Regions from separate parts of the Homo sapiens genome. Here region 2 is linked to region 1. Evidence: read pairs that join two places in POLR2A ChIA-PET (ENCODE). Cell type or tissue: K562. All regions are shown on one strand.

Evidence for each region. ChIA-PET counts read pairs that join two places held together with the same protein. Peaks named below come from ENCODE experiments on the same cell type or tissue, not always from the same donor. Only the 100,000 strongest peaks of a DNase experiment are listed, where the experiment ranks them.
Region 2: POLR2A ChIA-PET joins it to region 1 with 5 read pairs; 1 of 35 experiments calls an interaction of 5 or more read pairs at or near these places.

The regions. Positions count from the first base shown.
Region 1 is chr6:15,791,371-15,796,370 of GRCh38, forward strand. No RefSeq gene overlaps it. Among named protein-coding and RNA genes, the nearest start is that of DTNBP1, 130 kb to the left of the region's middle. In K562, no CTCF peak of the experiment used is centred here; a DNase peak (open chromatin) is centred at 2,081.
Region 2 is chr6:16,265,896-16,270,895 of GRCh38, forward strand. The region is part of intron 4 of GMPR (guanosine monophosphate reductase); the gene reads left to right. Among named protein-coding and RNA genes, the nearest start is that of GMPR, 30 kb to the left of the region's middle. In K562, CTCF peaks have their summits at 29, 242 and 4,595; DNase peaks (open chromatin) are centred at 1,966 and 4,576; H3K4me3 peaks cover 2,551 bases.

The DNA.
Region 1 (5,000 bases):
TCCTGCTAAATCATGAAGGTTCAGACCCCCCAGTAAACTGGTTTGTGGAGGCCAGAGGAGTTTCTTCAGACCCACAATGAAACTTGTTTAATCATAAATGTGTCCTGTTAAGAGTTCCTTCATTATTTTGTCATGCCCGAGTTTCAGGAAATGCCTACGCAAAACTCTTGGGCTTTTGTTACATTCCAGCCTTTGTATAAGGGCACTGGCTTTTCTTAGCTTTTAATATTTAACTAACCACTCAGTCAGTACTGAAACAGTTGTTATGGAGGCCTGTGTTAGTGAGACCTGGCCTGCCACATTGTTACATGTCACCATGGCAAGGCTGAACTGTGCTTCCCAGAATTCCCTTTTCTGCATAATTCCAGTTAGGGTGGGCCACAAGAGACATCTTGCACAGGACAGGACAGCATCATATTGTCTGTGCATTCGGTAGCTCGGCACTGTGGCAGCCGTGCATGTGTTGTCATTTGTCTGCCGGCTCATGTTGCTGGTGAGAGACGGCAGCAGGCCTGCAGCTACTACACTTCTCCTGGATCCTCTCTCAGCTTTTGCAAATCCTGGGCCAGATGGGTGTTAAGCTCCATAAAAAAGAGGCCTGGCTCTGGATCCTGCAGGACGCCCCACCCTGGAGGTTGGAGGCAGTGAGGGAATGACATGGGTTTAGTCCATCCTGCAGGTTCTGGCTTGTCCTTACTGTCCCCACTGTCTTAATCAGCTTGGGCTACTGTAACAGAATATGGAGTGGGTGGCTTAAACCACACACATTTATTTCTCACTGTTCTGGAGGCTGGAAGTCTGAGATCAGGATGCCAGCATGGTCAAGTTCTCAGTGAGGGCCCTCTTCCTGGTTTACAGATGCCTGCTTTCTTGCTTTTCCTTCCAGGATCATCTCTCTGTGTCTCTTTTTACAAGGGCACTAATCCCATCCATGAGGGCTTCAGGCTTATGACCTAATCATCTCCCAAATGCCCCACTTTCAAATACCATCATATGGAGGATTAGGCTTCAACATATGAATTTCAGAGAGTGCACAAAATTCAGTCCACAGAATCCCCTTTGCATTCATCTTTCCTTCTATGCTACCTGACTTGCAAATTTCAACTTCCAGCACTGGACACGGAGAAACAGCCTTGTAGAAACTAGTGCCTACAATTGCATAAGATGAAATCCCTATGATAAATTCATGTGGATGTGTGCATGTAAGGCTATCCTAGTGGTTCTGCCTTTCTGATCAAATTCTGACTGCATCAGCAGGAACACATGGAGGGGAGGACGGTGTGAAGGGCTAGCACCCTTGCTCTGTGGGTGCAGTCATGGGTCCTCTGCTACATCCAAAGATGGACCAGACTGAGTCAGGCCAGTTCTCTCGGGGTACCTAAAGAACTAGAACTGAGAGAGTCACTCTCTGTTGGTGCAGAGGCTGTAAGAGGTAAAGTTGGGGTGCTGTGGGGAACTGTATTAGTCTGCAATGGCTGCTGTAAGAAAATACCAAAGACTGGGAAGCTTAAACAACAGAAATTGATTTCCTCACAGTTCCAGAGGCCCTAAGTCAAAGATCAAGGTGTCAGCTGGGTTGCTTGCTTCTGAGGTCTTTCTCTTTTGTGTACAGATTACTGCCTTCTCCCTGTATCCTTATGTGGACTGTCCTCTGTGCACATACATCCCTGGTGTCTCTTCCTCCTCTTATGAGGACACTAGTCATACTGGATTAGGATCACCCTAACAGCCTCATTTCAACTGAGTGGGCTCTTTAAAGGCCTTATCTCCAAATGCAGTCACATTCTGAGGTACTGGGGGCTAGGACTTCCACCATATGAATATTTGGGGACACAGTTCAGCCCATAACACTGGCTATTAGTGGGCAAGTGTGGTAGATATACTTTTTGCCATCTGGAGAAAGTCTGATTGCGGAGAAAGTCGGACTGCAGAGAAAGAGAAGAATGTAGCAGACACTCAGAGAGCCATGGAACTGATACACTATATAGAGAAGACCACAGCCTTTGGGATGGAAGGAACCCAACTTTGTAAGGAGAGCCATTCACAACTGCCTCTGTAGATAACTCGTGACACAGCTCATAGGAATTTATCACTCCCAGCATACAAACTGTCTGACGGTTTGCCCTGCAGCATGGTCAGGCTTCAAGGCTGTTTTCCCAGCTGCAGAGCTCACAGGTGTCTGTGCATGAGTCTATTGTAGCTAGAGCATCTCCCCAGGCATGAGGCAGGGGCTGATATCGGGATCAGTCAAAATAGCTCTACTAGCAACAGCAAGACACCTTTTTTCCTATTATTATTTAAAATTATCTATGACTTTTTTCTCCCTTCTAGTGCTATAAATGGAAAAAAGATTTCTAGAAAGTTCTTTGTATGTTTTAGACATTCCTTTCATAACCTACAAGCTAACTGTATATTAATAAACTATTACCTCCATTCAATCACATGCCAAACTCACAGAAGCCCAATGACTTTTCAGTAACTTGTGCCAATGAACCAATCCATGTTTATTGAGCTCTGATTATAAATGAAGCTCAGCAGTAGGGAATACAAGAGATTAAAAGATGGTGAGGACAAGCTCCTCACTCTCAAAAATCTTACCATCTAGATGAGCTCAGGGACCAAGGCACTGAAATAGCCATGTACACCTCAGAGTCAAGGTCAAAGCATAATTTTAGTTTTGATTCAGTCCCTTGGCCAGAGAAGCAGAAGTGTCAAATTATAGCCATGAACAAGCACTTAAGTAGCTTAGCTTTGTCTATAGGAGGGTCTCTGGACAGCTGGGCAAATTCACAGCCTTTACTCTTCTAGTGTTTACTTCTTCTATGCATTTTTTGTGAATTCTAAAACAATGTGGCTATGTCACAGAAATGGAAGTCACCAGTTTGGTTTGCTAGCGTACTGCTTATGTACAAGTTGCTTTGGATTTCTTTTATGTCTGGGCCCTGGGTGGCCCTCAGTTCTGCCCATGGCAGTAGCTGACAGTGCTCTGTGGTTGTAGGAATATTTGGAAGGAGCAGAAAAGAGGTACAGTTAGAATGAGTGGGACTTGTCTGGTGGGTTGACTACTGATATAGTTCAGTGTCTGGTTACTGCTTTGAACATTTAGGTGAAAAATATCGTGCTGACCTATCCAGCACAGCCTCTGCGTAAAGAACACTTCACAGAGTAGTGAAGTGCAAACACACAAGGCAATAATTATATATTATAACACACACCTTATTGGTTCTGTTTCTGTGAAGAACCTTGATACATCTTCTAAGGAAATTTCTCAAATGTCCCATCCAAGAAGTGTTCCTAGATAAAATCTAGGATGCCCCGTTAAATTGAAATTGCAGATGTATCACAAATAATTTCTTATAAGTATGTCTCATGCAATATTTGGGACATACTTATAATAAAAAGTTGTTTATTGTTCATCTCAAATTCAAATTTAGCTGTGGGTCTTGTATTTTTATTTGCTAATCTGGCAACCCGACATCTACGCACTGCTGTTTTTGTAACATCTGCCGGAGCTACATGCCACAGCCATCACTGCCTGCAAGGGAGGCTGGGAAATGTAGTGCTGTTAACCAAGAACATTGTTGCAGTCAAGAACATAGGAGTTTTGGTAATAAGGAAGATGGAGATGATGAATAATGGATATTGGGTGGGCAACTCCTATAAAGTCCAGGTGACCCTTTTACCCATGTGAGATGGGTATAAGTCTATATTGATAATATTATTAGCAGCTATCCCATATTAGGTTCTTACTTTGTGTCATGAACCATGCTAAGACCTTTACATACAGCTTCTCATTTAATCTCCACAACAACATTATTGCTACCCCCATTTAACAGATTAGAAGCCTTATCCGATGGCTCAGGCTAAGAGAGATTTAGTTGTTTGAGGTCACACAGCTAGTAAGTTGCTGAGTTAGGGCTAGAATCCACAATGATGTGATTTCAAAGCTGATGCTTTTGATATTTTTTTCCCAACAACAATTCTGCATGCCTACCATGTGCCAAGCACTAGAACAAAGTATTGAGTTATTAGAGTAAACAAAGAAGACAGTCTTTGCCATCAAGGAGCTTACTTCCCATTATCGAGGCCTTTGGGAGGAGGTCATAAGGGTGAGGTCCTAATTCGATGAAGTAGTATTTTTATAAAAAGAGGAAGAGACAGCCTGGCGTGGGGGCTCATGCCTGTAATCCCAGCACTTTAGGAGACTGAGGCGGGCGGATCATGAGGTCAAGAGATCGAGAACATCCTGGCCAACATGGTGAAGCCCCGTCTCTACAAAAAAAAAAAAAAAAAAAAAAAAAGCTGGGTGTGGTTGCAGGCACCTGTAGTCCCAGCTACTTGGGAGGCTGAGGAGAATCGCCTGAACCTGGGAGGCAGAGGTTGCAGTGAGCTGAGATCACGCCATTGCACTCCAGCCTGGTGACAGAGCGAGACTCCGTCAAAAAAAAAAAAAAAAAAAAAAAAGGAGGAAGAGACACCAGAGACCTTCCTCTCTCTCTCTACATGTGCAGACAGGAAAGGCCATGTGAAGACAAAGCAAGAAGTCAACTCTCTACAAACCAGGAAGAGAACCCTCACTGGAAACCAACCCTCATAGCACCTTGATCATGGACCTCCAGTTTCCAGAACTGTGAGAAAATAAATGTCTCTTGTTGAAGCCACTCAGCCTATGGTATTTTGTCATGGGAGCCCCAGAAGACTAATATACCCCCACTATTGATAGAGAGAAACATAAATAAAAATCAGTAAATATGGAACAAATAAGTAGTGAAAAGAATCAGAGGTCATGGGGTACTAAGGATGGTGTCAGCTCTTTAGAAAGGAATCTCAACACACTGAGATGTGGCAATTGGGCAGAGACTTGAGGGGTGCAAGGGAATGAGACACGATGTCTGGGCAGGAATGCTCCAGGCAGAGGGAGCTCAGAGTCCTCCAGCAGGAGCCTGCACTGTGCCTGGAGAGGGAGAGCACAGGGCAGAGTGGCGGGAAATGAGGATGGA
Region 2 (5,000 bases), 470 kb after region 1:
TACTGCAAAGATGTGCAGTTTCACTCCTGAAGTCAGTGAGACCACGAAGCCACCCGCCGGGAGAAAGGAACAATTGTGGATGTGCAACCTTTAAGAGCTGTAACACTCACCGTGAAGGTCTGTGGCTTCACTGCTGAAGTCAGTGAGACCACGAACCCAGTGGGAGGAATGAACAACTCCCGACGGGCTACCTTTAAGAGCTGTAACACTTGCCATCTTTAAGAGCTGTAACACTTGCCATCTTTAAGAGCTGTAACACTTGCCATCTTTAAGAGCTGTAACACTTGCCATCTTTAAGAGCTGTAACACTCGCTGCGAAGAATGAAGAACGCCGCGCGCACCACCTTTAAGAGCTGTAACACTCACTGCGAAGGTCTGAGGCTTCATTCCTGAAGTCAGTGTAGACCATGAACCCACGAGGAGGAACGAACAACTCTGGGTGCGCCACCTTTAAGAGCTGTAACACTCACTGTGAAAAAGGTGGCACGTCGGACGTGCCACCTTTAAGAGCTGTAACACTCACTGTGAAAAAGGTGGCACGTCGGACGTGCCACCTTTAAGAGCTGTAACACTTCCTGTGGAAAAGGTGGCACGTCCGACGTGCCACCTTTAAGAGCTGTAACACGGCTGGGCGCGGTGGCTCACGCCTGTAATCCTGGCACTTTGGGAGGCCGAGATGGGTGGATCACCAGGTCAGGAGATCATAACCATCCTGGCTAACACGGTGAAACCCCATCTCTACTAAAAGTACAAAAAAAAGAAAAAATTAGCCGGGCGCAGTGGCGGGCGCCTGTAGTCCCAGCTACTCGGGAGGCTGAGGCAGGAGAATTGCATGAACCTGGGAGGGGGAGCTTGACGGCACTCCGGCCTAGGTGAGAGCGAGACTCCGTCTCAAAAAACAAACAAACAAAAAAAGAGCTGTAACACTCACTGTGAAGGTCGTGGCTTCACTCCTGAAGTCAGCGAGACCACGAACCGTCCGGGAGGAACGAACAACTCCGGACGTGCCACCTTTAAGAGCTGTAACACTCACTGCAAAGGTCTGCGGCTTCACTCCTGAAGTCGGCGTAGACCATGAACCCACGAGGAGGAACGAACAACTCTGGGTGCGCCACCTTTAAGAGCTGTAACACTCCCTGCGAAAAAGGTGGCACGTCGGACGTGCCACCTTTAAGAGCTGTAACATGGCCGGGCGCTGTGGCTCACGCCTGTAATCCCGGCACTTTGGGAGGCCGAGGTGGGCGGATCACCAGGTCAGGAGATCATGACCATCCTGGCTAACACGGTGAAACCCTATCTCTACTAAAAGTACAAAAAAAAGAAAAAATTAGTCGGGTGCAGTGGCGGGCGCCTGTAGTCCCAGCTACTCGGGAGGCTGAGGCAGGAGAATTGCATGAACCTGGGAGGTGGAGCTTGCAGTGAGCCGAGATCGCGCCACTGCACTCCGGCCTGGGTGAGAGGGAGACTCCGTCTCAAAAAACAAAGAGCTGTAACACTCACTGTGAAGGTCTGTGGCTTCACTCCTGAAGTCAGCGAGACCACGAACCGTCCGGGAGGAATGAACAACTCCGGACGGTGCCACTTTTAAGAGCTGTAACACTCACTGCAAAGGTCTGCGGCTTCACTCCTGAAGTCAGCAAGACCATGAACCCACCAGAAGGAAGAAACTCCGGACACATCTGAACATCTGACGGAACAAACTCCGGACACGCCATCTTTTAAGAATTGTAACACTCACCGCAGCCGAAGGTCTGTGGCTCCAGCGAGACCAAGAACCCACCGGAAGGAACCAATTCCAGACATACTGGGACTTGGAGGTCCCTGTGTTGGCTCTGGGAGATGCTTTTGTGCTGGTGGCTCTTTCTGATCTGGTCTGGAGGAAATAGGTGCCTGAGATCTAATGTGTTCAGATTAGATAGAGGCCAAGCTCTACTCCCCTGGGGCAATGCCGTGTCAGCTGCTGCGGGCAGATCTCCGGGAGCCATGGGCTGGATCTCCAGGGCGGGACCCTGACATTTCCATGCATGACTGATGGCTCATTGGCCTGCCCACATTCTTTCTCAAGGTTCTGAGCCACACAGATGTTTCCGCTGTACGCCTCTTCACAGAGAGGCGGACACATTGAATGTTCCTTGAAAGCTTGGGGCAGGTCTGGGGCCTCACCATTCAAGTGTCCCTCCCCTGAGGTACAAGGGGTGTGTATGGCTGAGAGCACCTCTCAGGCCGTGTTCCCTGGATTTTCTGTATTCACCCACTTTCTGGAACCATGGCTGAAAGCTACAAAGGTGATGTTCTCTCTGAAGAGTCACATAATAAACTCAGTTTAACATGGCTGTTGCCTGGATAGCAACTATTTTTCCATGGGCAGGTAGTGGGACATTTTCCACGTGCTTGGGAACAGTCACTGGGGTTGATACTCCTCTTTTTTGTTGTTGTTGAGATGGACTCTCACTCTGTTGCCCAGGCTGGAGTGTGGTGGCACGATCTTGGCTAACTGCAGTCTCCGCCTCCCAGGTTCAAGTGATTCTCCTGAGTAGCACACCTGGTTAATTTTTGTATCTTTAGTAGAGACGAGGTTTTGCCATATTGGCCAGGCTGGTCTCGAACTCCTGACCTCAGGTGATAACACCTGTCTCAGCCTCCCAAAGTGTTGGGATTACAGGCGTGAGCCACCGCGCCTGCCGATATTTCTCTTTTTATGTTAGGGGTTGGCACATCACAGCCTGTGGGCCAAATCTAGCCGCCTGCTGCCTGTTTGCCAACCCTTGCCTTTTATCATCCTATGGAAAGGATTTTTCTTGCAAGAGGACCCCAGAAAAACCAGTAAAAAGTGGTTACTGTTTAATGGGTACAGAATTTCAGTTTGAGATGATTAAAAAGTTCCAGAGATGGATAATGGTGATGGTTGTACAACAGTGTGAATGTACTCAATGCCACTGAACTGTACACCTAAAAACTTATTTACTAACAAATTTTATATTACATAAATTTAAAATAAATATGAATTATTTTAAATTAAAAATTTTAAATAAATTTAAATTTTTTATTTATTTTTAGGTGTACAGTTCAGTGGCACTAAGTCCCTTCACGAAAAAAATAAAAATTATTTAAAAAACAAAAATTTTATTTCTGTTTTCTATGTGTAAAATTTACACCTAGTAAATTTTATGTGTATTTGACCACAATTACAAAAAAACTAAAAAGAATGGGTAAAGGAGCAATATACAGAAAGTACTTTTAAATGGAGGGACTAACATTTATAAAGCACCACCAAGAGCTGGGCCCTGTGCTAAGAATTTGAGAGAACTTTCTTTGTAAACCTTTTAAGGACTAAAAGTGGGTACATCCACCCCCATTTTATAGCAGGATAAATGGAGACTCTGGTTGAAGTGATTTGCTCAAAAGTACCCAGTAATGAGGGAGGTCTAGCATTCGACCCCAGATCTTTCCGAACTTATTTTGCCATAGATGTTGAGGCCTAAAGGAAAGCTGGAAAAATTGGGGCAAAGCAGTTTTTGTTTTTATTTTTGCCCAGAGACCTTTTGTCATCAGTTCTGTTCAGGCTGCAATAACAAGATACCATAAACTGAATAGCTTATATTATAAAAATCAGAAGTTGGCCTGGTGTGGTGGCTCATACCTGTAATCCTACCACTTTGGGAGGCCAAGACAGGCAGATTGCGTGAGCCCAGGAGTTTGAGACCAGCCTGGCCAACATGGAGAAACCCCATCTCTACTAAAAATACAAAAAATTAGCTGGGCGTGGTGTCACATGCCTGTAGTCCCAGCTACTCGGGAGGCTGAGGTGGGAGGATCACCTGAGCCTGGGAAGTTGAGGTTACAATGAGCTGTGATTGCGCCATTGCACTCCAGCCTGGGTGACAAAGTGAGACCCTGTCTCAAAAATAAATAAATAAATAATACAAATCAGAAGTTTATTTTCACAGTTCTGAAGGCTGGGAAGTCCAGTATCAAGGCAGATTCGGTATCTGGTGAGGGCCGGCTTCCTGGCTCATAGATAGATGGCCATCTTTTCATTGTCACCTCATGTGGATCTCTCTCAGTCCTCTCTTAGACGGCCACTAATCCCATTGTTGGGGGCTCTGCCCCCATGACCTACCTAATTCACCTCCCCAAATCCCCACCTGCTAATATCACCACCTTGGGAATAAAGATTTCAACACTTTAATTTTGGAGGGACGTAAACATTCAGACCATACCAACTTTTTAAAAAATGGTACAAAAGTACTTGAAGTCTTGGCTTGGCCACTTTTTATGTCTTTTCCATGACCTTCAACCTCTCCTTGACACAGAATTGTTGCCTTCCAGAGCATGGGGGAGCCCAAAACATGCTTGGCTTCCCTAGGAAGAGGGGTTGCCTATCAGAAACCTCCATCTGCCTGCCTCAGTGCTCTGGACAAGGGTTCATTGCTTCCATGTTGTCATGGCTGCCCAAGAAATGAACCTGCATGAACTGCCTGGGTGACTGAGCCTGCTGTGCTGCTACGCACAGTCCCATTCTGACAGTCCTGTATCCGCTCCACACCCAAGGTGCTTCATGACAAGATAAAGTAGACTCCTCACTTAATCACCCTGACCAGCTGCTTCCTGGCCCCTGTTATCACACCCCATTCCCAGAGGCTGCTCGAGGGCACACCGGGGACTTCACTAAAGCCTGACCACACTCCTGTCATATTCTCATTTCTGATTTGGTCTTTTCCTCTTTTCCCTTATTTTGCCCTTCTTGATTTCAAACTTGAATTGACAGCTTTTTGTTCCTGCCAATGGAAACTCCCCCGTCCTCCTGGAAGCATTCTTGCTGTGCTGTCCCTCATGGTTGAGGCATTTCATAATCACTTTGGGTTTTTCCAGACAGTAGCAGTGACCACATTTGGACCATGGACAGATTCAGCAGCCACACAGGTAGCTGATGGGATGGAGAGACATTTGCACAAGCTTCTGGGTTACTAAAGCGGCGTCAGCCTTCTTGATGTTTTTAA